Regions from separate parts of the Homo sapiens genome. Here region 1 is linked to region 2. A link is a loop called in an ENCODE intact Hi-C map of the cell type or tissue named here. Cell type or tissue: endothelial cell of umbilical vein. All regions are shown on one strand. Region 1 overlaps TP63 (tumor protein p63). Region 2 overlaps P3H2 (prolyl 3-hydroxylase 2).

The links. A loop is a pair of places that touch in the nucleus more often than their neighbours do. Peaks named below come from ENCODE experiments on the same cell type or tissue, not always from the same donor. Only the 100,000 strongest peaks of a DNase experiment are listed, where the experiment ranks them.
Region 1: a loop joins it to region 2, with 4 times the contacts of the local background. A loop is called at or near these places in 1 of 110 quality-filtered maps.

The regions. Positions count from the first base shown.
Region 1 is chr3:189,683,666-189,688,665 of GRCh38, reverse strand. The region is part of intron 1 of TP63 (tumor protein p63); the gene reads right to left. Among named protein-coding and RNA genes, the nearest start is that of TP63, 55 kb to the right of the region's middle. In endothelial cell of umbilical vein, no CTCF peak of the experiment used is centred here; a DNase peak (open chromatin) is centred at 2,715; H3K27ac peaks cover 2,335 bases.
Region 2 is chr3:190,001,704-190,006,703 of GRCh38, reverse strand. The region is part of intron 1 of P3H2 (prolyl 3-hydroxylase 2); the gene reads left to right. Among named protein-coding and RNA genes, the nearest start is that of P3H2, 120 kb to the left of the region's middle. In endothelial cell of umbilical vein, no CTCF peak of the experiment used is centred here; DNase peaks (open chromatin) are centred at 2,823 and 3,433; H3K27ac peaks cover 1,900 bases.

The DNA.
Region 1 (5,000 bases), 320 kb after region 2:
CAGCTCCCTTACCAATCTTTCTGGCCATAAACCCCTGCAGCATTGACCCCTATCAGTAGCCACATCTTTACTAGCAAAAGGGTACAGTGATAAGAACTCAGGTGGATTTTGAGAGACGATAGGTCAGGAAGTAGCCTCAGAGCCAGAGGAGATGAAACAGCTGTTTCTAGGACACAGAGGTATTGTAGTGAATAAGCTCAGTGTCAGAAGTGTGTGTGAACTGCATCCTCTTCAGCAACCAACTGTCTGTTTATAATCAAGGAGCTTTCCCCAGGCACTAAAGAAGGGTATAAATCTTTCTTATCTTAGGAAGGATTATATCCTGTACTCATATTCACTGCTAACATTTCTGAATTTGTAAGACCTAGAAATGTGGAGACTTTAGTTAAATTGTATTTCACCTGGACATCTCGAGTTATTCATTTCTAAAATGGAGGAAGACAATATTATCTCTAAGGCATTTTATAACTTGAAGATTTTAATTTTAGTGCATTTTCCTCAGAACCAATTTCTTTAAACTCAATCCCCCAACCCCAAAATCCTTTGAAGGAGCCAAGTATTGAAGCTTATTTCTGGGCTTTTTAATATAACCATTGCTTCACTTCTCCTCTAACAGAATTACAAAGCTGTAATAGATGAGCAAGTTGCTAGCTGTTTTTTTTTTTTCTTTCAGATCACATTACTTTGAGAGCTTCTTTGAAATGAAAGGGAAATAAAGAGCCATAACATAGTCTAGTCTTGACAGATGTCCTTCCAAAGGATCTCCAACTGTTTGCTTCACAGTTTTTATGTTCATTCTGTTATTTAACAGGTATTATTGGACACCTGCTACATTTCAGGGAACTGTAAATAAGACATTATTTCTTCTCTCAAGATGTTTATGGTAGAAGAGAAGACAGTGAGGGTAACGATACAATACTCATGGTTCCTCTACCATTGTACATTAGAATTAGAAGTCACTTTAAAGGGCACATTGTCCAGTCGCCCATTTGAAGCTTGATATTTCCCTCTAGTGGCCCTACTACGTGGTTGTCTTGCTATTCTTTAAGTAACCTAGATAATTCGGAGTCTCACTGTTTTTTGTAGCAGCCCACTTCATTTTTATTTGCAATTCTATATTCCCTTGAAATTACAAAAGGAGACTACAAACTAGGTTCCCCTTTTACAAAGGAGGTAAGACTTCAACTGAGGCAGGGCTGTAAAGTTATCAAGCTCAAGTAACAGGCAAGCATCAAAGATAAAATAATGCTGATTTCTGACACAAATGTGGAATCATTCAAACTAGGCAAGTGTTTTTCCATTTCTTGTCTTGGTTTTCCCATCTCTAAAATGATGGGATTGGATTGTATTAAAAGAAAACTTTGCATTTATGTGAAAACTCACCTAGAAAATAGCAAAACTATGTACCGTTTCATCATAACTGAGTCAAATCAAGTGGAGCTGATTTGACCATGGACTTGAATGATCTGGGTACTCCAGACTCTATTGAACCTAACTGAAGACAATGGAGCTCATTTTGCCCAACTGTGTACAGATCTGTAGACCACTTCTCCCTTATCTAGAGTGCTAATTTTCAATCCTTCATTCACCCAACCACCAAGGACCTCCTCTTCCTAGCATTAAAAACCCTGACCCTTGGCCAGGCGCGGTGGCTCACACCTGTAATCCCAGTACTTGGGGAGGCTGAGACAGGTAGATCACAAGGTCAGGAGTTCAAGACCAGCCTGACCAATATGGAGAAACCCCGTCTCTACTAAAAATACAAAAATTAGCTGGGCGTGGTGGCAGGTGCCTGTCATCCCAGCTACTCGGGAGGCTGAGGCAGGAGAATCGCTTGAACCTGGGTGGCAGAGGTTGCAGTGAGCTGAGATTGTGCCACTGCACTCCAGCATGGCTGACAGAGTAAGACTCTGTCTCAAAAAAAAAAAAAAAAACCCTGCCCCTGCCCCCCACCCCCTGAGTAAAGTTCTCAGTGAATTATTTTACTGGTGGTATGTTCCCTTATCTGGCAAGTTTGTAAACTTTGCTATCATTTTTTTAAGCTCTTGGGCATTATTTATTTATTTATTTATTTATTCTTTTTCCACTGGGTAGACTCTAAGTTCCTGTCTCTTTCCAGTAGTTCATGAAATTATGTTTCTAAGAAAGCCTCAGTCAACAGCCACCTACCATTCACTTTTTGAAAGCCAAGATATGAGGGTCCATGATCCCCAAAAACTGGAGACATCCTGTGATGCCACATCTTAGTTTCTTTGAATTGCTGGCATTACCACCCTGCCTGGGAGAGAGCTCTGTTTCCAGCCATTCTTGTTTAAGACACTTCTTACTCACTCACTGTCTTCTATTGCCAGCTTCAGTATGAAGGAGGAGAAACTGCAAAGACAGAATCTAAAATATAAGTTTTGTCTCATAAAAAGAAAACAGGTAAAAGTTCAAGGGACAAACTCAAAAATTAGTGATCAGGATGGAGGCCTGAACCTGGACACCAAGAGTACACATTCCTCTGTGCTTTCCTTTCCCTCCGGAAATGACGAGTCACAGCTCTGCACTCTCTTCTTCTTTACTTTCTGCCACATAATCAAACAATTTGGAGAACTTTGAGCCAAACTCCTCATTTTACAAGAGAAGAAACTGTGACTCAGAAATATGAAGTGCAGTACTCAAGACAGCTACTTAGTGCAAAGTCAAGGCAGAAATGTAGGGTTTTCTGATTCCCAGAGCAAAGCAGTACTCTTCTCACCATTTTATCCCCCTTCTCTTTGTTCATTTGTTTCTCAGATAGTTCCCTTCTTTTAAAAAGCTCATATTGTCTCGGAGTTGTTGTTTTAAGAAGGAGAAATATATTACCTCTGATTCACATCCTACATGTCTGGGGTAAGATGACTGGAAAGATACAATTGCGTTATTGCTATAAAATAATGCTTTCAAATTTAATATCAATATTGCTATCAAATTTCTAATTCTATAGAAAAATCAGCTGTGAGAGAAAAAGCTTTCTTTTCTTTTTCCTATTCTTCCTCCTTTCTTCCATTGAACACACATGTATTGAAGACTTGCTACACAAACCAGTTTGGGAAATATAGAGTTAAAACCTTTTATGCCTTGATGGAGTTCACAGGAAACCATATGTTATGAGAGAGGTTTAAAGTAAGTGCTACAGAAGCTGGCTGCGGGAAGCTTCATCTTGACTGGGCCTTAGAGAACAAAAGAAGCTAGGGTGAAAAGAATAAAGGCAGGAGAAGTGAAAGAAGAGTAACACTGAGGATGAAAAAAGGAAAATACTGGACTTATCCAAAACTAAGTGAGGCAGAGGAAGAAACAACCTGCAATGCAGGGCAAAGGGAGAAACATCAACCTAAGAAGAGACAAAAACCTCTCCAGTCCATTTGACTCTGCCTTTATCAACTCTAACCCAACCAAGCCCCTTAGCATCCTCCCCATGCCATCTCCTGCCACCACCTTGCAATCTCCTCCTTTTTGAAGTACTTTTGGTATTATGGTAATCTACTCACTGATTTCTGTCTTTGGTTACATTTAGAATACTCTCATATTCGTTTAGAAAAAGTCAGAATTTCCACCACATTCTATTTGTCTATTCTCATTTATGGTTTGTCTAGGGTCTGCCATACTTTGTAGTCTTCCTTTTGCTCTTTCACTTCTTTTCTAAACTATTCTACTCTATATGTATTTGTTTGATTATATCTATTACACAAATAATATATAAGTATATCCTTGGCCAGGCACGGTAGTTCACACCTGTAATCCCAACACTCTGGGAGGCTAAGGCGGGTGGATCATCTGAGGTCAGGAGTCCAAGACCAGCCTGACCAACATGGAGAAACCCCATTTCTACTAAAAATATAAAAAATTAGCTGGGCTTGGTAACGTATGCCTGTAATCTCAGCTACTCGGGAGGCTGAGGCATGAGAATCGCTTGAACTCGGGAGGCGGAGGTTGCAGTGAGCCGAGATTGCACCACTGCCCTCCAGGCTGAGCAACAAGAGTGAAATTCATCTCAAAAAAAAAAAAAAAAGAAAGAAAGAAAACATAAGAAATGCATAGATCAATTCTATATCCCTTGACATCACTAATAGGCATCATATTTCTCTTTTGCTCTAATCTACTCTCACTTCCTGCCCTTAACCTTCAGGTACACTAAACTACTCAAAATTCTCAGAACACAGTCTTATTCATACTTTTACGCATACTTACATGCAATTCTCCTGTTCTGAAATTCCCTCTGTTATCTTTTTTGACTTTGTAAAGTGGAGTTGATCACTATTTGAATTCTTTAACCCTCAAAACTCTCTGTTCAGATGTCCACCACAGCATTTATAATGTGTATGATGATTAACTATCACTCTTCCCTATAGGATGTTAGGTTTTAAAGAACTAGGTTTTGAAGAATGTATCTTATTCAGCTTCATATTTCTGGTACCTAGAAAAGTGTCTTACATACCATAGGTACCAAATAAATGTTGAATTACTGAATTAAAGAATAAAGAATGAAAGGAAAGTATTTCTTTTGAGTAATCTCTGTAATCTTAAGGTGTTGTTATATTTGTACAGAAAATCCACATCATGCTGTGGGTTTTCTCTTACCCACTCACACCTTGTATTACCGTCATAATGATATTTTACCAACTGCTTTCCTGCAGTTGCTGAAGCTGCAGATGTCCAGGGTGTAATCAAACCTTGTTAGTTTTGAACTTTGAATGTAAAACCTTACTGAATCTATTTTTCATCCTAGGTGACATGTCTGAATGCTGCAAATTTCCTTCTGGTGAGAACATTGGGCACTTTAACACTTTGAGAGCAGGTGCTGAGTTGTTGTTATTCCAGGTCATGCAAGACAGAGATTCTATAAATTCTGAAGTAGTGAGGAGAGGGTAGGATTGGCAGGCTACTGCAATGACTTCATGTTCAAGTATAAAGAGGAGACCGAGTTTCCGACAAAAGAGCAGAGGATGAAATCATCTTGGCCATGTTTGGGAACTGCA
Region 2 (5,000 bases):
CTTTCCTGAACCTTCCAGGTTACTGTGATTTCACATTTCTCCTAATTTTTACAGCATTATATTGCCTGCCACCCACCCACTCTGCCCTAAAAGCTTGTAAATTCCCAGTTCTTGATATCAATAGTCTGTGTATGTCTTCTTGTCCTAACTGGGCTATATTTACTAAAAGATTAGGATCCTGTCACATTTATTTTGTATCCTCAGACACTTGTCATCTATCACAGTTCTATGACTGAAGTGACCAGCAAACCTGTTACATAAACAAGACATGCACAAACTCACCTCTACTTTGAAATAGTGGTGACTAAAATCCCAAGTGTCTATTTGTGAATGTTTGTTTTAATCGAAGAGGTAGCTTCTAATTATACTTCTGCTGCTAATATTCTAGGCAGGTTCTTTATCCACCTGTAAAATGAAACAGTGGGACTATATGATATAAATAGTCTATCCAGCCCTAGTCTTCTATAGACTTAATTGCAATTAGTATTTATAAGATCAATGCAAGTGCCACAAAAATAACAGGACTGATGCTACTCGATATGTTTAGTCAGTAAGTAGATCTCTCCCAAACTTTAGCTTTCTCTAGAATTTACATGGACTAGAACTTTCTTTCTAATATAGTCTCTTGGCTGAGGTACAAAGAAAATGTTTGAGTTTATATTTAACCTGGATATATGGTAGGGATATTTCATATACTGTACAGCCTGAAGGTTATTGCTGTGGCTGGATACTTATAAAAGTGCAGGTGTGATGCCAGAGGAATGTATGAAACATTGAAATGAAAGAACTCTATCATGAAAACCATCTCTTTAGTAAGAGCATGTGGCCTGTCAGGTTAGGAGTACCCATTAGTGAGCTTGATGGGTGACATACCTGCAGAGACCTTAGTCTCCTCTTAAAGATTCCTCCAGGAGGGGTCTTTGGAATAAAATTCCCCTTGGCTTGCAGCCACGATGCATTCCTTTGCATGAGCTGAAATGAGTGTTTGGAAATAACTTTTGAAGTAAATCTTCCCACTCCTATAAAAGCAAGAGTTTATATTTCACAGAAGAACGTGGCGTATTTATACCAAAAAGGTACAAGTGGAAAGGCTTTTGATTTACTTGTTTGCTTTTCTTGCATTGCTCACAGTAAAGCGATTTGAGTGGAATGTTAAGTTTGTTTCATAAACACAAAATGGAAGGGAGACCAAGCATGTTGGAAATTATAATGACAGAATTTATTTGTACATTCACTAAACCCTAAAAGCCTCCTCAAATAATCAAATTTGCCAAGCTATTTTCAGTGTTATCCTAGCATTGTTACAATTTAAAACAGGCCAGGGCCCAAATGATTACTTCTTCTCCCTGATCTATATGCCCCCATGCAGTCTACTCAGGAAACATGTGGACTTACAGGAGAAACACTAAATAAACCCATACTTTGATTCCCAGTGCTTGTGACAAGCATTTGATGTCTGAGGCTTTGTCATTTCACAAAACAATGTTGCAGACACAGCAACAAACTTTTGAAATTTTTTTTCATATTCTCAAGATCAGAAAAATCATTCCCAGGCTTGCATTAAGCTATTTCACTGCTGATTTTCAAAAAGCTATCTTAGAAACAGAAATCCATAGTTAATTGCCATTTTGCTATCATAATTGACAAATTCAAATGATTTGTGACATATGATTTTTGACAAATGATTTGTGACAAGTGATTTGTGACAAATTCAAATGATTGTGACATACAGTTTGAGGAAAAAATGTGATCTGGCTGCTATTGGTTGTAGAGACATAACTGTGGTAGTGAACAATTAGGAAGCTGACTTTTAGCTGTAGTAAATTGATGGCCAGCTAAAATTTTTTTTTTAATTGAGTCACTCGGGAAAGACAACGTTTTTCCCCCTTTATTATAATGAAAACCAGGCAAAATATGAGTCAAGTGTTATCACAACAAAATTTGTTTTTGTATCCTAAAGTTCATTAAGGGGAACTCTGTCCCTGGACAAGTTTTGACTTGGTGCTATAAATTATTGTTCGTGGCCAGGCGCGGTGGCTCACACCTGTAATCCCAGCACTTTGGGAGGCCGAGGCGGGCGGATCACAAGGTCAGGAGATCGAGACCATCCCGGCTAAGACGGTGAAACCCCGTCTCTACTAAAAATACAAAAAATTAGCCGGGCGTGGAGGCGGGCGCCTGTAGTCCCAGCTACTCGGGAGGCTGAGGCAGGAGAATGGCGTGAACCCGGGAGGCGGAGCTTGCAGTGAGCCGAGATCCCGCCACTGCACTCCAGCCTGGGCGACAGAGCGAGACTCCGTCTCGAAATAAATAAACAAATAAATTATCGTTTGTATCATAACGTACCCTTGTCAATAATTACCAGCCACTTTCTGCGCTGGTCCTGAAGTAGAGGTAAGGGCTCATCTAGCTTTTTGAAGCTGTCCTCTTGGGCAGACAAACTCAATAAATGGCCATTTTTATTTCTCTTATTTTTATTACTAATATTATAAAATGCTTTGCCAACTATATAAAACATACAACCTATATGACAAATGCAATTTTTATTATTGGCAACCTCACAAGTTAGATTGTGCTCACCAATACAGAGGTCATGTATAAGAGGAGTAGAGTTCTGTACTCACATAGAGAAACATTGGATTTCTATTTATTTATTTTTCAAAATCTGACATGAACTAGATTCTTGAGATGTTAAAGTAATGACTACTACCATAGTCATGGGATGCTGGCAAAGCTAAGGTATGAAATTAATGACAACTACCTTCAGAATAAACTTTGAAAAGGATTAAAGCAGATTCCAAAAACAGTAGCAGGAAACAAATGTCAGCAAGGTCTTGGCCCACACTGCTTTTCGGTAACCATTAGTCATCATCTGACACCTCAAGGGAGAGTGCTGGACAAACACTGCAGAGGTTAAGATCCCTGCCCAGTTATTCAGTCTTACCCTGTCCTAGCATTTAGAACCAAAAACAACAGTAACATACCAATAGACCATGCACACTAACTTCATTCGACCCGAGGCAGAGACGACTTGTCTACCTTCCATCACTAAGATAATGTGCTCTCCTTCTTACCCAGCAGCCATTCAAATTTTGGCTGTTCCCTTGGTAGGAAGTTAGACAATACACAGATGACTTGAGCGATTTTGTCTAATTCAAAGCACACACTTATTTCTGGCTAATACTTAGATAGTTTTTTTTTTTTTTTTAACATCAAGGGCATTTCATTTTTAATAGTCTCTAATCGGAAATAGTATGTTTAAAAGTTCTGTGTCTTCACTTTAATGTTTTCCTTACCCAGAAAGATGGTTTCTATTTAGATAAGAAATCTTCTAGAAAGCTGATGGAATCTGTTGTTTCACGGAGCTCCTAAGAGTATCCTCATTTGGCCATGGCTATTCACCATTAGTGTTTAACACTAAAATGTAAACATCAAGACTAAAACTTCACTAGAGTGTTTAAAAAAGCAGGAGTCTATTAATCAGAATCAGGACCATAAGTAATTGAGGGAAAGAGCATAAGCAGTTTGGCAAAAGAAAGCACTTTAAGAAAGCATGTTCATTCTTCCTTTCCAACTTACTCCACAGAGGAAATATTACTCTTCAGAAACGTCATTTCCATTTAATCCTTACCAAATTGCATTTTGAAAACGATAAATAGTTACTTATACCTATGACTGTATTTTAGAGTGACATTCCATAAATGCAAAGATAAGTTCATTTTCTACATTAGCATGGCCACCTAACTTGTGAATTAACATGTGTTCTTCAAAGCTAGAAATTTTAAAATGTTCTGCCTTGAGATGTAGAAAAGGAATATATTGTATAAAAATCTCCCTTACTATGGGAGTATATATTTTAAATAGGTTGTACCTTTTGTATGTCCCTGAGTTTCCTTGCTAAGGCAACTATTTGTATAGTTAGATTTTTGAAATGGAAACAAAAACACTCAAAGAAAAAAGTGAAATATGCCAGCTTTAGTTTGACACATTAGAAACCCAACATAATGCCGGGCACGGTGGCTCACGCCTGTAATCCCAGCACTTTGGTAGGCCAAGGTGGGCGGATCACGAGATCAGGAGTTCAAGACTGGCTTGGCCAACACGGTGAAACTCCATCTCTACTAAAAATACAAAAATTAGCCGGGTGTGTTGGCGCGTGCCTGTAATCCCAGCTGCTTGGGAGGCTGAGGCAGGAGAATTGCTCGAACCCAGGAGGCAGAGATTGCAGTGAGCTGAGACCATGCCATTGCACTCCAGCCTGGCAACAGAGCGAGATTCCAACTCAAAAAAAAAAAAAGAAAAGAAAAAAGAAAGAAAGAAACCCAACATAATATAATATAGTTACTGTAAATGACAGTGAATGCAATTCTGAGCTTCCCAGTAGTCAAGGCAAAAGGTGCAACAGAATATATTAGGTAGTTCTCTATGGATGTTAAAATTAATTTTATAAATTTGTCAGGAGATATAAACTGTTTTTTCTTATAACTGAATTGTGAAAATTTCAAATATGGATCTTTTTACAAGTTATATTAATGTATTAACATCATCAGTAACTGTGAAATAAAATGCAAAGTTATTTGCTATATGGCTATTATTTTACTCCAAAAATCTGACTCTGCTATATAGAAATGTTTAGGAATGTCCTAAAATAAGATTAAATTCTCATTCATAAGCCCATACTTTACATTTAAATACTGTAATTTACAGGATTTCGTTTAATTCAGTAGGTTGAACAAACTGCTTCCAAATTTTATTTCAAAATTTGATGTTTTGTAAATTTTAAGAATATTCTTTTAATATATTATTCATATTGTAAGAAATGTATTTATTTATTTGGTTCTATGAAGAAAAATTAACTCAAGTTGGCAAAAATTCGAGTAAATTTGGAGACTTTTTAGCAAGTAATGAAATGTCTACAAATGTGCCTTGTGACATGTGTATGTATATGAGTGTATACACACACACATCTTACAGGTTCATCAAAGGATGAATTTGGTTGT